Regions from separate parts of the Mus musculus genome. Here region 2 is linked to region 1. The links are chromatin loops, found by intact Hi-C in ENCODE. Cell type or tissue: heart. All regions are shown on one strand.

Region 1 (8,000 bases):
GAAAATGACGAGCAAGCCCATAATTATGCTGCGGTTTTAGGTGGAAGCTTGAGGCGGCAGATGGCCATTGTCCTCTGACACCACGACTTCCGTGACTGGTCCCTCCTGGTGGTAAGTGACACAATGCCACCTCCCTCTTGCTGAGGTTTGAGGTGCTCTGACTCCCTGACTGTGTCTTCCAAGTGAATGTCAGTTCCTGTCCCTACTCAGAGAGCCTGCATCAGATCACAAAGTAACAACAAGAGCGGCTTGTAGGTTCCCAGGAGAGGAGTGGGTGCTTGTATGCAGGCTAAAACCCCCAGAGAATGTGTCAAGAAACTAATCCAAGCCACCATCCCTTCCCACCCGACACCCCCAGTCTCTCCTAGTGTCAGGCCAGACTCAGCCAAGGCTCTGGAAGTCGCCCGGCCCACAGCCTCTTCTCAGTCTTTAGCAGAGCCTGCACTGTCCCACCGGCCTCAGCAACAACAAAGCAAGGCTCCAAGATATCTCTGAAGAATTACTTCATTTGGAATGAGGCTCTGGATGGAGAGATCAGGAAGGGAACATCCTCTCTCTGGACAAAAACAAGAATTCAGGATCCTTTCCCTCCGTGCTTTAAATAGAGCAGGATTAAAGGTCCCTGCTCCAGGACAGTGTGGAGATACCATGGGCCAAGGCCAACTATAGTAATGTCTGTCGTGTGTGTGTGTGTGTGTGTGTGTGTGTGTGTGTGTGTGTGTTTACAATGCTTGCCTGACACACTGCACTCATTCTCAAATTCTGGGCTGAATTTTAGAAGACAAAATAAACCTTGCTCTCTTGTGGGTCATCTATGTCCCTGTATAGAGGAAATGACAGAAGATACAGGAGTAGAGAGAGACGATGCTGTCACTCAGGAAGTACACCCTTCAACCAGACCCCTGGGAAAATAAATGGCTTCTTATGTATCCCCGCCAACCACCAGCTCAGCAGGGCCTACCCCAATTCCAGCAATACCACAGTTCCTGTTTGAACAAGCAGGAATAGCCAGGTTTGCGCACACCTTTAATCCTAGCACTCAGGAGGCAGAGGCAAGCAGATCTCTAAATTCAAGGTCAGCCTGACGACAGAGTTCCAAGGCAGCCAGAATGAGACAGAGAAACCCTGTCCAAAATTAAAAAAAAAAAAAAAAAGCAGGCCAAGATTCACCTGCTCCTGGGAAACCACTTAGGTGTCTCCAGGTAACCAGCCATACGGCCACCTCTTGCAGATCTTTCTCATACCTATGTAATAGCCTGGGCCTGCAATGCTTGAGCCAAAAGTAAACGCCCTCCCAGTCTAGAGATAAAGCCTGGCACTGCTCTCCCCAAATCCTCCAAGGGCTAAACCTCGCTGTCCCATTGCCCAGAGCAGGCCAGTCACCTATCAGAGGAAACCATCTCTTCCCTGGCGCTCGGGCTATACCGCAGCCTTGGAGTACGCCACCTAGTGGCCCTTACAGGAACTACAACCTAGACCATTGCTGGAATGAGTAAATTAGACCTTCAAACTGGCCACTCTGCTTCTCTTGAACAGTATTACAGAGCAATCAACTCGTGCAGAGCAAATCATTGTTTCTAATGGCACAGAGAGAGGGGGCACCAGCTCACAAATAGAATAGTGGATGGCAAGATCACTGGGCAGTGCTGGTTCTATTCTTAAGGACTTTAATACACCATCTCATCACTGCAGCTGGCTCGTAAATCTTAATAAATCTTACTTTCTAAAGAAACCTTTGAAGCTAAGTTGCCCAGGAGCATTTCTTCTCCAATCCAAACACCTGGGGGTCTTTAAATTTTGGCCACCCGTAGGCTGTTCCCTACTTGACCACCTGCACACAGCACAGATCTATCAACACGGAATGCCAATATTGATGGATGGTTAGTGTTAAGCACTGAAACATAAAACTCCTACAGATATCTAATCGTGCCAGCATTGGTCCTTGGGAAGGCACATGTCTCAGGGCCAATTCTGTATGTGTTCCCTCTTCCTCCCTAGGCTGTGAGTTGCCTGCCGCCTGGACCATGGTGGCAGGGAGCCAGGTACAGAAGGCTGAGAGTAGAAAGGGCTAGACAAGCTATGATGGGGGACTCACAGCTTTTCCCACCACAGAACCGGGACCTCCTGCCTGCCCCCAGCCATAGGGCTACATGGATCCAGTAACCACTGAGGCTGGGCAGACCTGGGGAGGCATGGTCGGCTGGATGTCATGCTTTCCTGAGATGGCTGACTCCAGGTGACATCTTGTTGTGCTTCTATCCAACTGTCTTTGTTCCTGTCCAGGCTGCTGTAGCCTGAGATGAGCCTGTGGAACTTCTGAAGGAGTGTGGCCCTCTGGAGAGGCAATTGCCAAACTGAAGGTTCAGGAAGGCCCCCTAGAGGACAGAAGAGGAAGGCAAAGGGCCAGGAAGCCAGGCAGGCAGACAGGCAAAGCTACCTAGAGAGGGGACAAATGGGAGGTCAAGAATGGAATACCAAACTGTGGAAACCCTCAGTGGTGAGATAACTGTTTAATGGACTCGTGGCCTCACTGTGAATAAGCACAGTGGCTATCCACTAAAATGCCTTGTGGGAAAGTGAGGCTATAGTGTCAAGTGTCTGTCGCTGATCCTGCCCAATGAGGAAGAGCTCGAAGGCACCGCCCATTAGAGCAGGGAGGTGAGGAAGAGGGAAGGGGTCAGGGTCACCACAAGGGATCTTACAGAAGAGCCAATAATAAAGAAATGACCAGGTTAGGGAAGGGACCCTTTCCCGAAAACACACCTTCTTAGACAGGCCTTTCTGTAAACAGAATGGTGGCCTCTTTATACGACAGAAGAAACTGAAGCCACCAAGACTGGATTTTAGGGAAATAGCAAAACGGAAGCTCATTGGGGGCCCTGTTCCATCCTTAGGATCTCATCACAAAGCTGTATTTCCCTAGAGTACTTTGGAGGAACCCAGACTCTCCTCAGACACAGTAGCCCAAACCCAAGCCAAGAAAGGCTCTGGTAAGAGGCACACACAGGACCTGCTAGGAAGAGTTTATTCGATAGCAGCAGGCCGCACCCACCCTGCATGCCCCTTCTAGTGGTCCTGACCACAGGCTAGCAAGGACAGAGCACTAACTGCCTGCAGGAGATGCCCACAGCCTTGACAAAGCCCAGTCAAACCCAGGATGGCTAAGTCTCCAAGAATCTGGTGCAGTGGACATCCTTGATGTGTGCTTCAAAGGAGATCACAAGGAAAATGGCTTGCCCTAAAAGCAGGATGACAAGACTAGCTCTGGCTTGTTCATGGTCCCTACATGTTCTAAAACCATCCTTCTCAGAGTCCCACTAGCCTGAAAGCTTGGCAAAGGACACTGCTCGCCCTCTGGTGGCCAGCCCCGGAATGGACGCCATACACATTGCCTGAACTAGACTGCTTCACATCCATCCATCAAATAGAACAAGGTCAAACAAAATGTACTTTTAAATGTCTCTTCTGGGTTACTATGGCAACTAGAGAAACTGTGAAACCCAAAGTATGATTAAGTCCCTCATTGTTCTATATTAATTTGAGGAAGAAAACAGCTTCATTTCCTCTGTTCCACATTGCTGCTTTCTGGGGAGCTCAGTGGATTTCTATGGGCTGTGTAGAATCCAGGCAAGTTGGAATATAATAAACTGGCTGTGCAGAGAGCCCAGGCCCTCGCCTCTTACTTACCTGAGCAAACCTTGAGGTTATCTGCAAGGGAAGGTTCCAGTGTCACCTATTTACTCAGTCCTGGCTTAGCTGCCTGCTCTCTTGGGGACTTGGGCCAAGCTCTTCAGCTGCTACCATTTATGACTTCAGAGGAAGACAATCAAAATACAGGAACTCCCTGGACATTTAAATGAGGTGTGGATGTAAGTTATATATTTTTTTATTATTATTAAGTGTGTGTGTGTGTGTGTGTGTGTGTGTGTGTGTGTGTGTGTGCGTGTGAATGTGGGTGTGCATGTGAGTGTGTGTGTGGATGTGAGTGTGGTGTGTGTGCATGTGAGTGTGTGTGTGGATGTGAGTGTGGGTGTGTGTGCTTGGGAGTGTGTGTGTGTGCATGTGAGTGTGTGTGTGTGTGCATGTGAGTGTGGGTATGTGTGCATGTGAGTGTGGATGTGTGTGCATGTGAGTGTGTGTGCATGTGAGTGTGAGTGGGTGTGTGTGCATGTGAGTGGGCGTGTGTGCATGTGAGTGTGGGTGTATGTGCATGTGAATGTGGGTGTGTGTGCATGTGAGTGTGGGTGTGTGTACATGTGAGTGTGGGTGTGTGTGCATGTGAGTGTGTGTGTGTGCATGTGAGTGTGGGTGTGTGTGCATGTGAGTGTGGGTGGGTGTGCATGTGAGTGTGTGTGTGCATGTGAGTGTAGGTGTGTGTGCATGTGAGTGTGGGTGTGTGTGCATGTGAGTGTGGGTGTGTGTGCATGTGAGTGTGGGGGTGTGTGCATGTGAGTGTGGGGGTGTGTGTGCATGTGAGTGTGGATGTGTGTGCATGTGAGTGTGGGAACCCACAGAGGCCAAATTGCATAAGATTTCCTTGGAGCTGGAGTCAAAGGTAGTTGTTAGTCATCCAACATGGGTGTTGAGAACTGAACTTAGGTCCTCTGCAAGAGCAGTACATACTCTTAACTCCTGAGCCATCTCTCCAGCCCTTACACTTAATTTATTTTCTTCTCCAGCCCTGAGCACATACCACATACTCTTCCAAGAAGCCCTGGCTTCCTCCTCAGAGAATACTGTCCAAAGCTCAGGTCTAGACACAGGGCATGCTTGCTGCTACCACGCCCATTGATTTAAGAGGCCCTTTAAGGAATCTAGAGCATACTAACTGCCTAGTAATTACTAACCACTAATATTATTTCATAGTAAGCTCTGAGCTAGGGTCAGGGACAGACCAGCATATGGCGTCAGTCTTCAGTGAACTCACAGCTGAGCCAAGTATGCATTGTGAGAAATTCCGGTGTGCTGGGAGACGGGCTTTGATGGATACCTAAGTTGGTAAGGGTGTACTCCATTAAAGTGCTTTTAAAATGGCGCCACTGAGGACGGCCATGTAAATTACCTTCTGCGGCACAGCTCAGTAAGAAGCAAACTAAACAATAGTAAGAGTTACACATGCCACCTTTGCCAGAGTTGTGCACCTATGTCACGGTGGGAATGCTCTGTCATCATGCCATATGCAGTACCCTGTGGAATTAGCTGAGTACTAATTGGAATGCTATGTTCATAATATGATGGTCACTGCCCTTATTTCTGGGAGGTGCTATGACAGGCAGTTTATGAAAGGAGGGGGTGTGGCATGGTGTGTTTACCAGAATGTTCTATAAATTCATTATTATATTTGGCTCCTTTTTTAATGCTTGAAAGCTAAGGAGCTAATTTGTTTTGGAATTCCCACAGTTTCTACCCATGCAGCTCAAATACCAGGGGAAAGGTGCTCCTGCGTGGTGGGGGCCAAGGCTTGACTGCTTCATCAGCTGGACAGCCCACACTCCACGGGGAAAGACCTTCTATGTGCAGGTACTGGGGAAAGAGGGGCCTCAATGTGTTTCTTTCGTTTAATTTGTTCAAGAATCCACTCAAATATTGCACTTACCATGTCTTAATCAGAGACGGAAGCCTTGCTATGATAGGCCTCAGAGCCCAGCTCCTTGGATGGGGGATCATGACTCTGAAAGGGGCCATGAAGACTTAGGTAACAATAAAAGTTTCCCAAACATTCACAAGCAAACATTTCATTCAAAATCAGACAGACAAGGACTCTGAGGCATTTCTGGTAGCGTGCGACCTGCGATGCATTGGTGGTTTCACTGCAGCGTCAGTTCTGGACATGCTCTGCACAGTAGCCCAGAGCCTAAGAGAGAACCACTGGCCCAGCCAGAGACACAACATGGGCTTCCAGCTCTTACCAGACTCCTGACCTCTGACCTACTGCCTACCCACTGCCTCTGCCTCCCTGAGACACACACACACACACACACACACACACACACACACACACATCAGGCTTTCACATTCCCAGACCCCACATGTGGACTGTGTGAGCCAGCAGTGATTCCTGTTATATGCACTCTTGTATTGCTAAGCAGGGTAACTGGCTTGTAGAGACTGTTTTATGCTTTGCTTTTTTCATTATAGTTTTCCTGCTTGCTCTCCAGGTGTGAAGTTTTAGAAGTTTTGTAGCTAAACCTATTCATGTTTTTAATGATTTTTTTTTTAATTGCAAAGTATGTCAACTATCCAGGCTACATGTGGCGGTGCCAACATGTAATCCCAGCACTCACAGAACGGAGGCAGGAGAATATCACCTCCAAGGCAAGCCTGAGCCATAGAGTGAGTTCCTATCTGAAGAAAACAAGTGAACTTTCCTTTGGGAGAGACCAAAAAAAACCAATAAAAGCCATTCCATTCCCAAGACAAACATTATATACACTAGGGGAATTCATGTCTAATTTTTTTCAGCATAATAAATATATACAAAACAGAAAAAGGGGAAACATTTATGTTGTTTAGAATGGGAAAAGTCTCTCAAAATGTTAAAAAATAACATAAGTAATATTATCAAAATAGTAAATAAAACTCAGATTAAAAATGATAGCTTTGATCACATAAACCTCTAAATCAGTGGGCCTCAACCTTCCTAATGCTGTAACTCTTTAATAAAGGTTCTCATGTTGTGGTGACCCCCCAACCATAAAGTTATTTTCATTGCTATTTCATAACTGTAATTTTGCTGTTCTTATGAATTATAAGAACATATCTGTTTCTTCCAATGATCTTAGGTGACCCACGGGAAAGGGTCATTCAACCTCGCACTCAAGGGGTTGTGACCCACATGTTGAGAATCACTGCTCAAAATGGTGGCAGATGCCAACAGTAGGCTAACAGCATTCTTCTTAGAGCATTGTGCCTGGGAAATGTTCCTTCAAGGCTCCTGTATTAGAGCACCTCATCTGGTGGGTGATGCTGTTCTTGAGGAGTGTGGAGCTTTGGGGGATGGGAGACATGGCCATGGGTCACTGCAGGCCTTTAGGAGCCAGATGCTCCCACTGTCTGGCCTCCTACCTGCCACTGTGATGTGACAGGCTGCCTCATGCTTTCACTGCCACAGACAGGAGCCACTCCAGGTGCCATGCCTTCTCTTCCATGATGGACTGACATCACAAGCCAAAAGAAATCTTTCCTCTCCTAAATTGTTTTTGTCAAGCATTTTTGTCACAGCACCATCACCATCAGTAAGAAAGGGTCACAAGCAAGAGTGTAGCCCAGTTCCTTCACAGGCTACATTTAACCAGGCAAGCATGCTCACTTACAAAAGTGCATCAGGTAAATCCAATTGCAAATAAAAATGCACTGGCAGTTTCCCATATTAGTGTTAAAAAAATGAGGAAGTAAGTGGGGCTGTAATAGAACAGGGATCCACAGAGTATTGTTCTGTACGGCTCAGAGAACAATAGGGACAACCATATTTTCAGTTTGGACTGCACAGGTTTATTAAGTATATAACAAGCAAATAGGGACAGAACAATACCAAGCATCAGATTGAAGGAAGCAGTAGATGGACAGCGAAACATCATCAAAATGGGCATCCACCATGGCCAACAGAGATGACCACAGAAGTCTAATAAAGAGAGCAAACAAAAGGTAGTGTGATTCAATTGGGAACTTAAAGACCCAGTAGGAATTAGTAGGGGAGGCCCAGGCAGTCATCTGGAGTTCCAGGTTGAGCTTTCTCTCCAAGGACGAGCTCCCTATGACTGATCTTCTGGCTTCCCATCTCCTCTACGGGTGCTTCTTTACCATGGGATAAACAATAATAACATATTGGAAGTTGTTTACTTCCCAGCTGTTCTCAAAGACATTTTTAGCAACATAATATTTGTTACTCTCCCTATCACGGAGCTAAGAGACAAGCCTGACCCAGAACACCAGGAGTAGGTGGGCACCTGGAGTAGAAAGACAACTGGACTAAGAGGAAAGAGGACACCAGGAGTAGGAGG
Region 2 (8,000 bases), 1.5 Mb before region 1:
TACAGGAATGGACTATTTTTGTTTATATTAACTGATACCTTGGTGCTGTTGCTTGCAATGAAGAGAGATCTGTGGTCTCCTTGGTGTGCCCAAGTGAGCAACCTCTCTCTCTCTCTCTCTCTCTCTCTCTCTCTCTCTCTCTCTCTGTGTGTGTGTGTGTGTGTCAAACAGAGTTCACAGTCCACATGGCTAGTTAGTCAGCAATATTCCTTGAAGACCAGCCACAAGTATAGCTGTAGCCTCCTTTTCTAGGAACCACAGTTAGAAGAAGAGTCCAGGGACTTCAGACTCTAAGAGAGGGGAGGGGAAAGGCTAAACAGAGGGGTGGCCTGAGACCAGGTGTGGGAAAACAAGAAGAAGAAGGAGAAGGATTGGGAAAGGAATGTCCACAATTGACCTCGAGGGGGTGCTGGCTATTCTGTACCATCTTATCAAACTCCTGGAGAGAAGTTTGCAGAGGACAGCAAGATGCCTTAGAGGGCAAAGGCACTTACCATCCAATCCTGACTTTGTTCCGTCCTTGGGACCCACATGCAAGCTGTCCTCTATGTCCACTGTGGCACACATATGTCAACACATACATATACATACACACGCAAATACAAAAATAAATGTAAAAAACAACACCCAAACCAAACAATCCTACAACTTGGAGACAGTGAAAGCACACCCCTGGCCTATGGCCCTTGACGCCACAGTCAGAGCGATGATGATCATAATGAGACAATAGGTGTGGAGCTTCAACCTCTTGGGAATGTCCCCATACCTTTCCTAAGAGCTTGGGTTTGTCTTTGGATGCTTGGCCCATACTGTTCAATACATGTTAGCTGCTACTAAAAACATGGGTAATTTTATGTCTTAAAATATTGTATATTGCCTAAACGGCTTCATGCTGGTTTGCATTAAAAATGATTCCCAAGTGAAGATGACAAAGGGGAAATATTCGTTATTTAGTTCTCGTCTTACATTAAGCTATCATAATAAAGCACATTTCTGGGCTGCATTCTCCAGAGTGCTTTTTACTAAATAAATGGCCCAAAATAACTTTTCTTTTCCAGTAAGATTCCATGATTCAGCACAACCAACTTTCATTACAAAAGGTTGAAATAAGGAGTAGAGAACAGAAACAGGGGGTTAAAGCACTGGGCTGGGGGCGGGGAGATGGGTAAGTGTGAGCTCCCATTAAAGACCAACCTGGGTGCCCCAAACTGTTTATTCAGAGATTTGTATCGTAGTTTGGGTTGAAAGGAGCAGACAGAATATATTAAATATATTAGAGAGGAAGAGGAGCCAGTTACCTAAGCCATCTCAATACAACAACCTCAGGGCAGGTTCACAGGTCAGGGATGGTGGACCCCTTTTCTTGAAGATGTAGCTGCAGATGCCTAATAAAGTTTCCACCTTTGTCATTTGCTGTGTGACATCTTCAAAGGTGGATGAAGGAGGGAATGGTCGGGTTGTCTGGCCCCCCAGAGGGTAGCTGAAGCTCAGACCAGCAGAAATGGTCCTGGAAAAAAAAGCAAGGCTACCTTAGAGGCCAGGTAGTTCCCCCCCCCCCCACCGCCCCCGTGGCTTTCCAAGGAATCCTGGTTTTGCTTTCTCTATGGACAACCTCTTGACTCTCTAACAGCTCAGCAGAGTGTCTCTCATTAAATTAGCAGTAGTCATCTGGGAGCTGTCTTCACCTACACTACCTAAAAGAGCAGAAGTGAGCTGGCAGAGCAACCCGGGTCCTGGGATCTGCGTCTAGACTCGAGTGCAGAGGTGTCCACCCACTTGGTGTTCGCCTTGGGGGCGGGGGAGGGGGCCCAATGCACTGTCTGGGTCAAGGCAGGTTACTGCTGCCCTTAGGCCCCCCGCAGGAAGGAACCTCTCCAGTCCTGGCAAAGAGTACTCCAGGCAGAGGGGGTCCCCAGTGCGTGGTCCTCGGGGTTCCCCCGAGGCCTGTCCCCCAGGCGGCTAGCTCGGACGCAGCTGCGGCCCCGGGGCACCGCGGCGGGCGGGCTGCGGGGTCGCCTCGGGCACCTTCTAGCTCCCTGCTCGGCACCCCCCGCCCGCCGCGTCGCCGCCACCGCCCGCGGTGGAAGGCAGCGCGGCGCGTGCGCACTGGCGCGCTCGCGGCCCGGCCCGTGGGCTCTCCCCGGAGGGCCGGAGGTGGGAACGTGGGGAGGCGCGGAGCAGCACACCTCCAGCCCGCCGCAGGCGACGCTGGCACCTCGCGGCCCCGGCGCCCGCCACGCCCGTCGGAGTAGAGGCTCGGCGGCTCAGGTAAGCGCTCTGCTCCGCGCGATCCCGTCGGGGGCTCCCGCCCCAGTGCGGTCCCGAAGCGGCCGCAGAGCCCGCAAAGTTGAACTTCGCGCGTCGCGGGCGGCGGGACCTGGGCGCCAGGGAGGGCCGCAGGGTGCAGGGGTGGGCTGTGCTGTGTGGCGGGGCGAGGGACACAGGATGCGGAGCCAGATCCTCGGTGCGCGAGGGTCTGGCCTCGCAGGGAACTTTTGTGGGGCCGGGGAGCGCGGTGGCAGCGGGCGAAGACTGAGGGAGGCTTGGCGGCTCGGGTGGCGTGACCATTCGGCTTTCTCTGGTAGGATCCCGGGAAGGCGAGCGAGGATCCCCATGGAGGGAAGAACAAGGTTTCGGGGCTTTAGTTGAAGTACCCGGATTTTTCGATCCCTATTCCACCCCCAGCCTCAGCAAAAGTGAGACCCTTGAGGAGAAGGCGGGGAAGAGGAGGGGGCGTGTCGGTGCCTGGATGAGAGCGCGGGAAGCAATTAAAACTCCTGCTTTCGGATTAACAACCCCAAATTGATCGATGTGTCAGGAATACCATTGATTTATGAAAGGTGCTTATTTCTCGGGTATGGAGAATTTTATGTTCTCCAGGTGAAACCGAGTTCACCCAGCTCCAGCGCAGATTGATGTTTTAATAAAAATAAATAAAGGGGAAAAGCTCGCCTGGTCTTTGGGGACATCAAGTCTCAAATCGCGGAGTTAGACTAACAAATCAAATTGTGTTATCCTTACATTTCGTGTCTTTTATTAATCTCGCCCCTAAAAATCGCAGGCAGGAGAGCGCCTTCATTTGGAAAGTTTTAATCTACTGTCTAAAACTTGGCATCACTCGCAAGCAATGTTTGATAAGCAAAAAGGCACGGGAGCGTCGGGTAATTGTGATAAGTGGCAGGCCTCGCGATGCAGGCGCGGGCGAGCGCGGGCCCCGCCGGCGGCAGGAGGTGGAGTGGGCTCTGAGGCGAGGGCGTCGGCGGCCTGAGCCGCGCAGCGCCCGTAGATGGCGCCCTGGCCCCACGCTAGACTCGCCAGTCGCCGCTCCACCGGGCGGCGCGCGGGCGGGGCAGTGGCGGGGGTGGGCGACACAAGCTCCACACTCGCAGTTCACTTGAACCGTAGAAGCAGCTTGGCCAAGCAGGAAAACCCAAATGACCCTTATTATTTTCCCTCTAGTTTAAGGACTGGCCAGTAGTTGTAGAGCTAGGGATCCTCAGGTCCAGGGGTCCCTGGGCAAAGTGTCATTTCCCAGGGACTCCTCCACCCATTACCCTCCGAGTGAGTCCCCATTTGGGGTGGCGCTGGCACAGGTAGCCTCCTCTTTCTGCAAAGGCAAGAGCCTGCTGACAGTGGCGTAAAGAGACCCTGTTGGCCGAGGGTCTTCGGATCGGTGGCAAGAACACCAACTTCAAAAGCGCTTAGACCGCTGGGGAGGGCGAGCCGGACGCCCAAAGGCTGCCCCCACCAGTGCTGTGGAGTTCCCTGCCCGGGCCTGTGCTGGCCCCGCCGCTGCGGCTGCCGCTGCTCTACTCTTTGCAATGTAAATTTCAGCGGGACAAATTGCTTATTAATAGTCTAGAAGAGAAGTCGGTTTCTTTCTTTCTTCTTTTCTTTATCTGTTTTTATTTCTGCATGGCCCCTAGCTATGCCCTGGGCAGCCTCGCCGCCCAGCAGTTTTCTCTTTATTTCAATATCCTAAAGAAAATGCAAATTACATCAGTGTGGCCTTTTTAAAAAGTTAAATTAGCAACAGCTTTAAGTGACTCCATTAGTATGGAAAACATACACACGTTTAATGTGGGAATAGCTTTCTTTTAGGAGGACTCATTCTAGTCCGTAAAATTTAGCAGACCCTCGGAGTTGATAAAGAATGTAGTCGCTGCAGAGCGTGTCGCCACAGGCATACCCGGTCTCACGGCCCACATCTGGCTTCCCTGGAGGAGCAATCCTGTTGCTGCCCGCCACCCAATACTCCTCCGTAGAAGCCCCCTGACCGTGAGCTAAAGGGTTTGTTCTTGCCAGGTGGAAGAGTTGACCATATCTGCCCAGGGGCAGTGAGCTTTCTTTTTCCTCTCAGCTTAGGCATCATCGCAGTTCCAGCATCTGAGTAGGTCTGGTTAACTCAAACCCCACTTCACCCATCTGCGCACAGGGATGGCAGTGTAGCGTCTGGGTTAACATGCATGGGGCAAGGAGTGAGAAAAGTAAGGGGAAGAGAGCATGCCCTCAATGGCTGTCAAAGGCCACCCTTCTGGGTCCACCCTCATCCCGTTCCCAACTCCTTTAACTGGCGTTTCAATACGGAATTCTACTGGCAAACTTTCGAGGGCTAGAACATGGCACCCATCAGCGTCCAGGAAAGAGTTAAGATTTATGGCTTGCTGGAGGAGTCTTGTTAAGATGTAATCTGCATTTTTAAACTACTGCGTAATAAAAAGTGAGAAGTTTTGAGACACCTTTCTTGATTATACCTTTGGCGATACTTTAGGTTTTACATTTAATTTGCATTTTGTTCTTAGAGAGTATTGAAGTCTTGAGTGGAGGATTGAATTTTATTAGGACATCTGGACTGACAATATCAAATCAGACACCAGTGTCCCAAAGCATGCTAAAATTTCAGAGTTAATTAGAACGCAGTGTGTTTAATTAAAGCCAATTATAATATCTGAAATTATCTGATCGATCCGTGTTTGTACTGTTTGGTTCTGTTTAAGTGTTGATTGGCGCACTTTGTGCGCTGTTCGATCCAAAAACTTCTCTAGGGAAAGTTTGCTTTGTAAATTGGCGCGGGCAGGCAGTGTGGACTCCGTGTCCCAGGCGCTGGTTCTGGGGCATCCAACAGGACCGCCTTTAGAGCACCGCTGAACGCAGCTAGGGAAATCCCAGCTTGTTGCTAAACCGCTGCTCCTTTTCGGGTCTGAGAGACCCCGCCACACACCAGCTGTCTTTCAGAGCTCCGTTGCTCCTCCAAAGTGCCCCCCCCCTCGGAGAGGCGACCTTTAAGGTTGTAAGGTGGGATGGGAGAAACCCAAGCTTCCGCGTGTTTGAGTTGGGATTCCCGGTGTGTCTGAAGAGTCCTCAGGACTCACTCCGAACTGTAGGGTCAGCCAAAGTGACCGAAGGAGATAGGGAAAAGTAAGGGCAGAGAGACAATAATTAACTGTTTGCCTTCTAATTTTGCACGCTGTTGGAACCCAGGCACACAACAGGCTCTTTTGGGCTCCATTTGAAGTCTTGGGGCTTCCCAGAGATACAGTTGAGCGAGTTCCTGGTCGTGTCTGCTGCTTCCGCGGGATCACTTGGCTGGCACCTTTCTCTCCAGCTAGGGAGTTTGCGTGGAGCTCGCAGCGCGGGCTAGGTGTCCCGTATTCTGTTCCGGGTGGCTCCAGAAAGCAGGCGCACGTGGGCAGCAATTAGGACTAGACGGCGGCGAGTGGTGCTTTCTACATGCCCTTGAGGTTATCAGTTCAGCAAGGCCTAGGTGCGTTGGCTGTCCAAGAGTCAGGAACCAGATGCTGGGATCCAGTAGGAGCGGAAGGGGCCACCAGTCCTGAGGCGGGTGAGCGCTCTAGCTCTCCTTTCTGCTGCGGCGCACTCCGCTCTCCCCACCCCAGGAGGCGCTGTTTGTCAAACTTGGTCGCCTCCGCAGGAGGCGCCTACACGTTTTTCACTCAGAAAATTCTTCTGTACCCGGGGTCGGGATTCAGGAACCTTAACTGTGCAAAATAAATATTGTGGGAGGAGGCGGCACAGAAAACCAGAACCTACGACCCTTGAGTTTTCACGTTTTTCTCTTGAACCCCACCGAGCTTCCTGCCCTTTAAGGCAGGGGAGAGGTGCGGGTTGTTGCGTCGCATGTGTCAGGTACTAGGTGCTCAGTTATTTATCTTCAAGGGCACAGGGATGCCCAACTTGGCCTTGGCTCCTGTTGCCAAAGGTCCATTTGGCTTACATTTTCTCTTGGAGAGAGGTGAAAGCATATTCTCTGGTCCCAGAAAGGAACCGAACCTGGGCCAGCTTCCTTTGCTGCTCAGGTAAACAGGTTGCAATTGCCCATGTGCGGAGCCCTTACATTTCTTCCGCTTACTGACTGAAGTGACCCTATGCCATCAGGTAGAACCCTGGCCTCGGCCAGGGACTGAATCGGTCAGGCAATTCCACCCATTCATAGTGCGAGAAATCTTAGTGCTCCTCTCCCAGCTTTTCGGGCCTCCAACCCCAAGGCATAGAACCAGCCCTGCTCTCCCTTTCGAAGTTCCTTGCAAACCCCTGCCTGCGATGATCCTGGAGGTTGGAGAAAGGCTCAAGGCCCAGCGACCCCGGGGCACCGAAGAGAGGAGGGCCGGCAGCTTCTGAAACTAAGCTCTGGAGGTGTGGACACAAAATCGCGGGACTTTGCCTCATTGCTCCTCACCCCTTCAAAATACCGAAGGCTCCAGTGACGTAACTAGGTAACCTGGGCCTGGAGCCCTGTGCCCCTAGAAGGCGCAGCTCTCACCGGAGCCTGTGTACCTCTGATACTCCCACGGCTGCTTCCAGGAATTTCTGGCTAGGGCTTCTCAACGCAGGAAATGAAGTTTATTACTTTTGGAAGGATGGTTGCGGCGTTGGCTGTCGAGCAAGAAAGAACACATATAGGGTACCCCGGACATCGGATAGGTGCTGCCTCTGTGGCACCTGGTGCCCTGTATCCCTAGTACCCTGCGATACAATTTAGTGAAAAATTCAAGGGGGTAGATCAGAAGCCAGAACCAGGTCACCCCTCCCCCCCTTCCAGGCCCTGCTCCACACCGAGTTGGGGGCAGGGAATGGAGGAGGGTGGGGAAGTGTCTTCCTGGCGCATACTGATCCGGGAGTGGGCAGGGAGGAGAACCTAATGGCGTGCTGCTGCGGCCAGGACACATAGTGCCCTGTGAGTCTGGAGGCAGGTCCTGGGAGCTTGGACCGTCCTCCAGATTTTAGGTGATGCCCACAAACAGAGGCTGAAGAGTTGACTCTCATGAGGGACCCAGAGTCGGGCTCCAGGAGCGGTGAGCGCTGTCTCTTTAAGGTCACTGCCTGCTCCGGCACGACATAGGGAGGACAGCTGGGCACTGGCCATCTGACTGACTCCGGCTTGACATCTGGGAGCCCACTGGTGTGTGGCACGCGAAGCGCTTGATGCTGCTATTTAAATGCAAATGTGAGGGGGCTCATTGAAGCCTCTCCCCGTAAATCCGCACAAAAGGAATACTTCCCACCCTCCAAGGAGGCGGCGGCGGCGGTAGCTCTAGGGCCACCCGTGCAAATCGCGTTGGGCGCGGGGCCCGGAGTGATCGCCGCCGCAGTCGCGGACCGCAGGGCCCACCGTAAAGGTCGAGTCCTTCCCAACCAGGTCCCTGGACGCCCATCTGACCTTTAGGAGAGGTCTGGGAGAATGGTTAGGTCACTGACCAGAGCGCGTCCGCGCAACTTCCAAAGTACCAGCCAGCTCTTGCGTACTCCCCTTTTGGATTCTGGCTGCCTGATTGTCCAAGGAACTGAGAGGGGTGGAGCAGGCTCCTGAGGGAGGTGCTCCCAGACTCTTGGAAGGCTCTAGGGATTTTGATCCGCAGCCCCTCCCCCACCCTCTGGCCTAGGTGCTCTGTCCCTCGCTGCCTATCAAATCGAAAATCTGAGGGTGGCATGGGGTGGGGGCTGCCCACCCAGGCTCCTCTGCAGCAGGCTAGGGTGGAGAC

What was found. Peaks named below come from ENCODE experiments on the same cell type or tissue, not always from the same donor. Only the 100,000 strongest peaks of a DNase experiment are listed, where the experiment ranks them.
Region 2: a loop joins it to region 1, with 10 times the contacts of the local background. A loop is called at or near these places in 10 of 42 quality-filtered maps.

Annotation. Positions count from the first base shown.
Region 1 is chr7:135,786,531-135,794,530 of GRCm38, reverse strand. No RefSeq gene overlaps it. Among named protein-coding and RNA genes, the nearest start is that of Gm36431, 26 kb to the left of the region's middle. In heart, CTCF peaks have their summits at 1,454 (motif pointing left) and 3,366 (motif pointing left); no DNase peak of the experiment used is centred here; H3K27ac peaks cover 843 bases.
Region 2 is chr7:137,316,955-137,324,954 of GRCm38, reverse strand. It overlaps a transcript of Ebf3 not described here. Among named protein-coding and RNA genes, the nearest start is that of Ebf3, 6.5 kb to the right of the region's middle. In heart, a CTCF peak has its summit at 5,889; DNase peaks (open chromatin) are centred at 3,294, 5,754, 7,114 and 7,734; H3K4me3 peaks cover 4,826 bases; H3K27ac peaks cover 835 bases; H3K27me3 peaks cover 7,531 bases.